Regions from separate parts of the Homo sapiens genome. Here region 2 is linked to region 1. Evidence: chromatin loops called from intact Hi-C (ENCODE). Cell type or tissue: ascending aorta. All regions are shown on one strand. Links, peaks and the distances in the headings refer to the core of each region. The heading gives the core; the rest is flanking DNA. Region 1 overlaps SEPTIN9 (septin 9). Region 2 holds the start of SNHG20 (small nucleolar RNA host gene 20).

The links. A loop is a pair of places that touch in the nucleus more often than their neighbours do. Peaks named below come from ENCODE experiments on the same cell type or tissue, not always from the same donor. Only the 100,000 strongest peaks of a DNase experiment are listed, where the experiment ranks them.
Region 2: a loop joins it to region 1, with 4 times the contacts of the local background. A loop is called at or near these places in 5 of 110 quality-filtered maps.

What each region holds. Positions count from the first base shown.
Region 1 is chr17:77,317,078-77,322,549 of GRCh38, reverse strand. The region is part of intron 2 of SEPTIN9 (septin 9); the gene reads right to left. Among named protein-coding and RNA genes, the nearest start is that of SEPTIN9-DT, 38 kb to the right of the region's middle. RefSeq lists a silencer at 1,699-1,911 and an enhancer at 4,854-5,472. In ascending aorta, for the core only: no CTCF peak of the experiment used is centred there; DNase peaks (open chromatin) are centred at 479, 1,453, 1,799, 3,069 and 1 weaker place; H3K4me3 peaks cover 3,213 bases; H3K27ac peaks cover 3,992 bases.
Region 2 is chr17:77,084,423-77,089,660 of GRCh38, reverse strand. SNHG20 (small nucleolar RNA host gene 20) reads right to left here and starts at 1,018. Exons shown (of 3, transcript NR_027058.1): 1 at 712-1,018; 2 at 390-508. MIR6516 (microRNA 6516) reads right to left here and starts at 244; the gene lies at 164-244. It also overlaps a transcript of SEC14L1 not described here and SCARNA16. RefSeq lists enhancers at 537-646, 1-916, 837-1,146, 413-1,612. In ascending aorta, for the core only: CTCF peaks have their summits at 922 (motif pointing right) and 2,990 (motif pointing left); DNase peaks (open chromatin) are centred at 980 and 2,980; H3K4me3 peaks cover 1,557 bases; H3K27ac peaks cover 1,306 bases.

The DNA of each region.
Region 1 (5,472 bases), core at 278-5,277:
CAGCGCTAAAGTTTGCCCAGGACGAGAACCTCATTAAGGGAAACAGCTCCGGGACTGTCGTGTTCATTCGGAAGGCAGCCAGTTTACAACTGAGTTTCTAAAAATGTACGTTTTCTTACATGAAAACACATCCGAATGGGATTTTGTAGAAAGCATCTTTCATCAAGGCACAGCCCGAGGGGAGGTCCCCGCTTCATCCCTGGCTGTGCTGTCCTCAGCCAAGGGCAGCAGGGATCAGAGTGGTCTCTGGGGCACAGCACTGGCTGCTTTCAAAGAGTGTTTTGTTCAGTTCATGAAAAGCCCGTGTTTTGTGAGCCTGGGAGGGTGCCATCACTTCCAGCTCCCCAGGGAGCACCACCCCCAAACCCACGCCTCTCTGCTCAGCTCTCAGATCCCCTGCTGGTCACCCATCTGGGCCTCGGCTAGATCATCTATAAAGTGAAGGCCGAACCCGAGGCTCCCCGAGGCCCCTGCCAGCCAGGCGGGTGGAGTGACGTCCTCCTGGGGCTGGTGGCCCAGGAGGCAGGGGACCCACTGTGGTCTGCCCAGGCTGCCTGGTGGGGTGGTCACTCCGAGGACGGCTCCACTGTGCAAGCCTGACGAAGGTCCCTCTCAGCGCTCCCTGCCCTGCGGCTCCTGCTGGGCGGAGAGCAGGACGCTGGGCTCCACACCCACCCGTCCCAGCGGGCCTGAGCCCCCGAGCTCAAACAGATAAGATGCAGTTTCACTGCCACCCAAGCCTTCTGCCGTCTCCCCTGGCCCCCTCCTGAGGTCCGCCTGCTGTGCCCGACTGGGTGTGCTCAGCGGCACAACACACACCCGCTCCACCAGTCCCAACGTGACAATCAAGATGTGGCCCTGAGGCCGGGCGCCGTGGCTCACGCCTGTAATCCCAGCACTTTGGGAGGCTGAGGCGGGCGGATCACGAGATCAGGAGATCGAGACCATCCTGGTTGACACGGTGAAACCCCATCTCTACTAAAAATACAAAAAAATATGGCGGGCGCCTATAGTCCCAGCTGCTTGGGAGGCTGAGGCAGGAGAATGGCATGAACTAGGGAGGCGGAGCTTGCAGTGAGCTGAGATCGCGCCACTGCACTCCAGCCTGGGCAACAGAGCCAGACTCCGTCTCAAAGAAAAAAAAAAAAAAAGATGTGGCCCTGGGAGCAGTGGTGGAGGGGACCACACGTCCTAGAGAGGAGCCACCGAGATGGGCCTCCCTCTCTCAGGCCTCTCAGGGACCCCCCAACACACACATAGTGGCAACCAACAGACCAGGGCCCAAGGCACGTAGGGGTTGACACTCTTAGCGACCTCCCGCTCCATGGCCCGTAGGTCACTTCAGAATACCCAAAGCCTGGAGCTTGGCTCAGCCACCCCATGTCTCCCAGCGCTGGGCTCAGAGGGCGGCATGAGCGGCAGAAACTGTCATCACTGCTAATTACCGATGACGGCGCTGGCCACGTGAGATGGCAGCCACGGCACCGCATGTGAGTGAAGGGACCAAGGAGGCTGGGCCTGGGAGGGAGGGCCTGGAAAGCTGGGGTGAACTAAAGGCAGGGGAGCCCCCTTTCTCTTCATTTGCCTGTTCACGCCCTGATGGGTCTGTGCCTGCGGCAAGGGGGCTGCCAGCGTGAATGGACACACGCACACACATGCACACACACGTGCACACACACGCCAGGCTCCTCTGAGCGCCGGGAGCTTCCCCCTCTATAATCAACTGCCAGGAAGGCACAGAAATGCTATTTTAGGTAGGAGACCGAGGCAGCCTTGAAGACAGACTTTGGCTGGAAGCAAAAAACAAACCACACAGTGGACAAACCAACCACCAGCCAGGTCCAAGCGCCGCCGCCCCAGACCCGAGCCAGGGGGGCAGGTCCCCCACACCCTCCCAAGGTTTCGGCGCCAACAGCCTCAGCATTGACAGTGGCCATGACATGCAAGAATGGCACACTGGAAAATGAAAGGGAAGTAGCCAGGAGAGAGGAGAGCCGAGTTTAAATAAAAGCCAGACTCAGGAGAGCTTAGCTTCTGAGACGGAGTTCATCCCACGAGCTTGGAACCGTCAAAAAGAAAAGAAATATTTCTGTGAAAAATGAGCAAAAGCGCCCTTTGCATGCTTATTCCCCCAGGCATAAATAAAGCCCCGAGTCCAGGGCAGTGGGGGGCGGCCGATGGGGAGGGGGCTGTCTGCGTACCTGAGATCCGGTCCCTCTCCATTCCTACGGATATATTTAGCAGCGGCGGGAGTCCCGGCGTCCCGCTCAGAGGCGGCCTCCCCTTTCTCACCCCCGTCGCCCTCCCTCTCTCAGCCTCCTCCTCCTCCTCCTCCTCCTCTAAAAACACTCTTTGTCTGGTCTAATTTCTTCAATCTGTTGCAATCACGAATGCATCCGAATTACCACATTTCCATGTGCTGATCATATGTTTGTGCTCCAAACTGAAGTAGCATTGTCTCTTCAAAACGGGAGGAAAAAGGGAGCAAAGGAGAGAAATCCAAAAATAGGAGGCAGGAGAGAGGGCCCGAAGTGGGCCCCGAGGAGTCCGGCAGACCACCGGGTCTGCCTGCGAGAGTCCCAGAGTCCCGGCCGCCCGGTCTGGTCGGTGGCTGCAGAGGTCCCGAGTGCGGCTTCCGGCAGCCTCCTCTCTCCACCTCCTCCAGCCCCCGCCGCCCCGAGGCTTGCTGCTCCTTTTTAATATCCACTTGGAGATGCTTAACTTAGACTCTTGGAAACCAACTCACAGAGTCAAATTCCTGACGACTTCCAAAGTCTTTCATTTTCCCTGTCCCGCGATGCTACGATTTCCTTGGGCTTAAGGGTTTAAAAAGCCCAGTTCCTGCGTGCCTGCCTCGCCTTCCTCTGTCCTGGGCTGGCCCCAGCCCTTCTTCACCCTGTACCCCAACGTGGCTGGGCAGGAGGAACGGCCGTGCCCCAGGCCAGCGTGCTGAGAAAAGGTTCCGGAGCACCTGCCCAGGAGGAACCCTGAGAAGTCACCCCCCTCCGTCCCATTAGTCTGCAGTGACAGAGGCAGTTGCCGTCCCCGCCCAGGCAGAGAGGGCGAACGGGACGGGGACTTCCTGGAAGATTCCTACCACACACGCATGAGTCAGTGAGTCTCTAGCCGTCCCCTGGGAGGGAGCGAGTCTTCCTCTCCGGGAACTCGGGGCCCCACTGGGGGATCAGTGCTGTTCCCCACTGTTCATCCGGGGTCCTCAGAGGCTGCTTACTTACCTGGGGGGTCCCCACCAGCACATGGTCAGGGTCCATGCTGAGGCCAAGGGCTCAGCAGAGCAGGTGGGGGTTTACAATGTGGGTCCCTGGGGTGGGAATCAGGGGCATCCTCTCTGTCTTTAAGCTTCACCTCAAGGGTTCATTCAAACCCGAGACACGGAGGCTGGTTCTGTTGGCCCAAGCCTGTTTAAAGAGAATGTGTGTTTGTGCCAAGGCTGAGAACTCAGGCAATCTCTCTGAAAACTCCAGACTGTCAGCTTCTGTTGAGAAAGGGAGGACGCGTGGCCGCACCACGGAAGCCTTCCTGCCTGGCCGCACAGGGCTGGTATAAGACAGTTCTGCTCTTCAGACAAAACACTTTTCAGTCTGTGCTGCTCCCCAAGGCCCCCAACAAATTTACAATATTTGCACCCCTCTACCTCGACACACCCCGCAGGCCTCTGAGTTTACAATCCCTGCCCCACAGAGCCAGGTGAGTTACCTGTGACCAGGTGAGGCCCATGCACAGCCCTCGGCTAGATGACAGAGCCAAAGGCCCTGAAGTGCCACTTCAGGCCACAGTCCCGTCCGCTCTCTGCCTGGGATAGGACCCCAAATGCAATCTCCTTGGCAGAAAGGACATCTTCCTGGGGGGTGGGGAGGACCATTCCCAGCCTTCTGGGAGACATCAAGCAACCACCTCCTCCCAAAGAGCCTGGAGGACAGCCCCACAGGCAGCCAGACAGTGAGGGAGGTGGGGACAGCATCTCAGCCGAGGTGGGAGGCTGGGGAGGAAGGGAGGGATCATAGTCACGAGAGAAGGCTGAATAATGGCCCCAGGGATAGCATGTCCTAATCCCTAGACCTGCAAATGGGACCTTGTTTGGAACAAGAGTTTTTGCATCTGTGATTCAGTTGCAGATCTTGCTGTGGCGAGAGCACCCTGGATGGTCTAGGTGGTCCCTAAAGGCAGTCTCGGTGCTCATACAAGACGGGGGCAGAGGGAGATTTGACACAGACAGGGATGGCCAAGTGGAGATGGGGCCCGGAGAGATCTGTAGATGCTGGTGTTGAAGGTAAGGGCCATGCAGCCACAAGCCAAGGGACACCCACAGCCACCAGAGGCTCAAAGGGGCAGGCGATGAAGGCAGTGGCCCCCAACCTTTTTGGCACCTGGGATCGGTTTCAGGGAAGACAATTTTTCCACAGACCAGGGAGTGGGGAGATGGTTTTGAGATGATTCAAGTGTATTATATTTATTATTTTATTTTATTTTATTTTATTGAGACAGAGTCTCGCTCTGCCACCCAGGCTGGAGTACAGTGGCACTATCTCAGTTCACTGCAACCTCCGCCACCTGGGTTCAAGCAATTCTTCTGCCTCAGCCTCCCAAGAAGCTGGGACTACAGACGCCTGCCACCGTGTCCGGCTAATTTTTGTATTTTTAGTAGAAACGGGGTTTCACCATATTGGCCAGGCTGATCTTGAACTCCTGACCTCGTGATCCGCCAGCCTTGGCCTCCCAAAGTGCTGGGATTACAGGCATAAGCCACTGTGCCTGGCCTTTATTTTTTATTTTTTGAGACAGAGTTTCACTCTGGGATTACAGGTGTGAGCCACTGCACCCGGCCACAAGCACGTTGTATTGATTGTGCACTTTATTTCTATTATTATTATAATATATAATGAGATAATTATACAACTCACCATAATGTAGAATCAGTTGGAGCCCTGAGCTTATTTTCCTGCAACCAGACGGTCCCATCTGGTGGTGATGGGAGACGGTGACAGATCATCAGGCATCAGATTCTCATAAGAAGCACGCAACCTAGATCCCTCACATGTGCCGTTCACAATACGGTTCACTCTCCTATAAGAATCCAATGCCATGGCTGATCAGACAGGAGGCAGAGCTTGGGCAGTAATGCGAGCAATGGGGAGTGACTGTAAATACAGATGAAGCTTCGCTCGCTTGCCAGTCACTCACCTCCTGCTGTGCAGGCCAGTTCCTAATAGGACACACGGGGCTGGGAACCCCTGCCCTAGAGCCTCCAGAGGGCTATGCCCAGTGGACACCCTGATTTCAGCCTGGTGACCCTGATCTCGGATGTGTGGCCTGCAGAGCTGTGAGAGGATGGCTGGGCGTTGTTGTGACCCAGCCAGCTTGTGGCCACTCGTTACAGCAGCTGCAGGAAACTGATGCAGCGCCACAGACGGAGCCAGGGCTCAGCTCACTGGAGTTGCTTTCTGTTATTCT
Region 2 (5,238 bases), core at 1-5,000, 230 kb after region 1:
CCATGACTGTTTTCTTCATCTCTGTATCCGTAACATTTAACATGATGTCAGGCCAATGTATCAACAAATGTTTATTGAATGAAAGACATGACAGTAACATTGTTTATGAAGTTTTGAAAAGCAAGGGCTCTCTGATACTAACTACAACCATTTTCTTTAAACGTAGGTCCTGTTTGCAGTATCATACATGATCATCAAACTGCTGCTAGAATGCTCACACCTGTTACTGCAAATTCAAAACCCAGGAAAGACTTCTTCCGGGAATTTACTTTAGGTCAGGGTTGGGCTGCCTGGTACCATGCTGCACCCACAACTTGGCAGGCTCAACAACACAGGAGCCTTTCCCCAGACCGTCTGACCTGAACACTTTGTCACCATGCTTGACATACCTGGATGCCCTGCTGAGGTCACTTCGAATGCTCTCATCAACGAGGGGCAGGAAGAAAATAGTGGTTGCTGCATGTTTTCAGCCAATCGTCGGGGGATATTTCTCATTTTCTGTTGAAACCTTGGGGGAAAAAGTAACATAATGTGCTTTAAAAGGACAAAAGTCATTCGACGCTTACCACACTCCTAGAAACCTGGGCTAACCCAGCCAGGGACCCCAATGCTTTTCTGCTGGCTACGGGGCCTCCCTACAGCTCCTCATTCCAATTTCGGTGGCTGTGTGCGGACCAAGTTCTCTTTTGTCGCCTCCCGTCCAAGCCCTACTTGCGATGGGAGAAGCCGTCCCCGAAATCCCGGGCGCCGTGGAGGGGGTCTGGTCTCTGGGTCTCTGGTCACCCGGTCAGTGCCTCCAGCCCCCGGCAGAGCTCTGTTATCGTCCCGGGGCGAGCCCAATTCCGCAGGCTAGGGCCGATGGCGGCGGAACTGTGGTCAGGGCTGCCCTGAGTCATCCTGCGGACTGCGAGTCGGCGACCACCAGGAGGCGAGAGCGGGTTTCCCCTCCAACAGGCCAAAGCACGTGTCTCCACTTACTTCCCACTCCCCTGGGCGGAAGTAGCTCCGTCAGCAACTTCCGGCCGGAAGTGATAACTTACCATAGAGATAGCAGCTAGAGAGTCGATGACTTTGGATCTGGGTCATCCAAGCCGGACTTAAAGGGGTCGCAGCCCGCGCGGTGTGATTAATGGGGACTAGAGCCTGGGCCAGAGGGGAGGGCCCTGGAGCGAGGGAATCAGAAGGAACATCCCATTTCTTGAAAGCCCGCTGGGTTCCTGGAGCCGTGAAAGCATTATCTCTCTACTCCTCATGCAACCCTCTGAATTAAGTGCAAAGACCACTCCTGTCTTGTAGATGAGAAGTGGGGCGCTCCGGAGATGCTTGGTTACTTTTCCAAGCACAGCCGGCCAGGAAGTGGCAGAGCTGGGTTCACACCTAAGTCATTTCTGCTCCAAACCCAATGCCCTTTCCACCACCCCAGGTGGCAGGAAGGAGAAAGCTCAAGAGCAGAGGGGCTACGTGAAGATGCAGGCCGTCCTGGCCTATTGGGATACCCCCTGAAAAGCCTATTGCTCCAAAAGACCTGGTAGATTCCCGACAGTTCACTGTCTGTGGGCACAGGAAGCAACGAACAGGAATCTTGCTCTGAGTCTAATCCCACAACCAAGGAAGAATTGCTGGACCTTGTCTCAGAGGCGTTTGAACCAGAGCAACTCCATCTTGAATAGGGGCTGGGTAAAATAAAGCTGAGACCTACTTGGATGCATTGCTAGGTCATACAGCTCATAAAGACCTTGCTGATCAAACAGGCTGCAGTAAAGAAGACGGCCAAAATCCTCCAAAACCAAGATGGCTATGAGAGTGACCTCTGGTTGCCCTCACTGGTACACGCCCACCAGCGCCATGACAGTTTACAAATGCCGTGGCAACGTCAGGAAGTTACCCTACATGGTCTAAAAAGGGGAGGCATGAATAATCCACCCCTTGTTTAACATATCACCAAGAAATAACCATTAAAAAAAAAAGGCCAGGTACACTTTGGGAGGCCGAGGCAGATGGATCACTTGATGTTGGGAGTTCGAAACCAGCCTGACCAACCTGGTGAAACTCCATCTCTACTAAAAATACAAAATTAGCCAGGTGTGGTGGCACACACTTGTAATCCCAGCTACTTGGGAGTCTGAGGCAGGAGAATCGCTTGAACCCAGGAGGCGGAGGGTGCAGTGAGCCAAGACTGCACCACTGAGGCCAGGCATGGTGGCTCGACCCTGTAATTCCAGCACTTTGGGAGGCCAAGGCGGGCAGATCACCTGTGGTCGGGAGTTTGAGACCAGCCTGACCGACATGGAGAAACCCCGTCTCTACTAAAATTACAAAAAATTAGCCAGGCGTGGTGGTGCATGCCTGTAATCCCAGCTACTTGGGAGGCTGAGGCAAGAGAATTGCTTGAACCAGGCAGGTGGAGGTTGCGGTGAGCCGAGATTGCGCCATTGCACTCTAGCCTGGGCAACAACAGAGAAACTCCGTCTCAAAAAATAAAATAAAATAAAATAAAATAAAGACCGTGCCACTGCACTCCAGCTTGGGTGACAGAGCGAGATTTTTATGACCGCACCTCCTTCACAATGTCTTTGAGTTGTCTCACTCACATTCAACAATACATACTGTTAGTTTTATTAACTTGGAAATATTTAACTTACATTTTTGTTTTGATGGAGGAGCTACAGTTCTGTTTTGTTTTACCATATTTCATGAGTTTACATAAGAATGAAAGGATATAATTGTATAATCAGCTTAACTGGAGTAAACAGGTTTGTAAACAACGCAAGTGGCTTCAGGCAGGCATTGGGCTCACCTGGTTGGAGCAGAAGCCGGGTGCCCCAGGAGGGGAGCCTCCAGGTTTCTTTTGTGTGGGTGATCCCCGTCAGTACCACTTGGAGTGGGAGAGGGACTTTTCTCAAAGGAAGCAGGGGTGAAGGCGTCCTGGACAGGCGAAAACTACAGGCGTCTACTACATGGCCCTACCTCTGCCCCCTGGTGGTGGCTCTTGGTGGCGCTGCTGACCACAGGTGATGTTAGAAACAAGCCAGCCGTGCACCTAGCAGGTCTTCTCCGGGGCTGCCTGTCTGACCTGCAGGATAGAGTCCACACGATTGCTTTCCCCCTCTTTTTCCATTTCTGCTTCATTAGGAAAAAACAAAACTCAACAAATCACCCTTACCTGTCCTGGCCCTGTTGATCTGACCGCCTTTCATCACCTTGGTGCCCACACAGACCCCTGCTCCAGCCATTCTGCCCAGCCCAGCTCCCAGACACTCCGCGCATCCGCACTCCAGCAGAGCACACCTGCCCTTTGAAGCCAGCTCTGGTCCCAGGTGACAGTTTCTTCTCACATGCTCTCCGGTGCCAATTGTTTGACATATCCTGTGTCCCCTGGGCTATTTGTTACACACCTTTCGATGAACACATCTGGTCTCTGTTGAGTGGGGCTGTTCTCTCTAAAGGCAGGGTGTTGTCAGCATCCTCAGCCTTATCGGGAAGATGAGGTCTGCAGCAGGAACCTTTGCCCCCACCTCCCCAGACGAGAGAGGATGAATCCCCCGGAGCTGGGAGGGCTGCAGGAAACAGAGATACACATCTCCTTCCTGGCCAGATGCTTGCTACATCACAGACCCTGCCAGCAGGTCCTGGCACTGCTGCCAGAGAGAATGTGGTGAGAGGCCAGGCATGATGGCTCATGCCTATAATCCCAGCACTTTGGGAGGCTGAGCAGGTGGATCACCTGAGGTCAGGAGTTCAAGACCAGTCTGGCCAACATGGTGAAACCCTGTTTCTACTAAAAATACAAAAATTAGCTGAGTGTGGCAGTGGGTGCCTGTAGTCCCAGCTACTCAGGAGGCTGAGGCAGGAGAATTGCTTGAACCCAGGAAGGGGAGGTTGCCGTGAGCAGAGATCGCACCATTGCACTCCAGCCTGGGTGACAAGAGCGAAACTCCATCTCAAAAAAAAAGAAAGAAAGAAAAGAAAAAGACAAAAAAGAAAGCATAGGGAAGCCGGGCATGGTGGCTCACACCTGTAATCCCAACACTTTGGGAGGCCGAGGCTGGTGGATCACTTGAGGTGAGGAGTTCAAGACCAGCCTGGCCAACACAGTGAAACCCCGTCTCTACTAAAAATACAAAAATTAGCCGAGTATGGCAGCAGGCGCCTGTAGTCCCAGCTACTCGGGAGGTTGAGGCAGGAGAATCACTTGAACCCAGGAGGCGGAGGTTGCAGTGAGCTGAGATTGTGCAACTGCACTCCAGCCTGGGTGACACAGAAAGACTCTGTCTCAAAAAATACATAAATAAATAGTTTTGTTACAATTTTGTATGCAGGGAGTCAGGGACACACTTATATAAACATTTTCTTTCTTTCTTTTTTTGGGTTTTTTTTTTTTTTTTTTTTTGAGAGAGAGTCTTGCTTTGTCACCCAGGCTGGAGTGCAATGGTGCGATCTTGACTCACTGCAACTTTCACCTCCTGGGTTCAAGCGATTCTCCTGCCTCAGCCTCCCGAGTAGCTAGGATTACAGGCATGCGCCACCACGCTTAGTTAATTTTTATATTTTTAGTAGAGATGGGGGTTTCACCAGGTTGGCCACGCTGGTCTTGAACTCCTTACCTTAAGTGATCCGCCTGCCTCAGCCTCCCAAAGTGCTGGGATTACAGGTGTGAGCCACCGCGCCCCGCTAAAAGTTTTCTTCGTTGATTTTGTGAAATTCAAATATAACCCGTGTTCTATATTTTATCTGGCAGCCCTAATTGCAAGGCAAAAGCCACAGTATCCCCCTGCACAGGGCTGAGAGGAAGCAGGTGGGGGCAGGAGAGGTGCCGGCAGTTTGCAGATGTGCAGAGCTAGTGGAAGACATTCCTCAAAGTCCCCATGGTTCAGGAACCCACTTTATTTATGTTTTACTTACTTTAATTTTTTTTTTTTTTGAGACGGTCTCACTCTATCGCTCAGGCTGGAGTACAGTGGCACAATCAGGGATCACTGCAGTCTTGATCTCCTGGGCTGAAGGGATATTCCCGCTTCAGCACCCAACCCCACCCCTGGCCCCAGCAGCTGGGACTACAGGCACGTGCCACCATGCCCAGCTAATGTTTTTTCTTTTTTTCTTTTTTTTTTTGAGACAGAGTTTTGAGAGTTTTGCTCTTGCTGCCCAGGCTGGAGTGCAATGGTACAATCTCAGCTCACTGCAACCTCCGCCTCCTGGGTTCAAGTGATTCTCCTGCCTCAGCCTCCATGCACCACC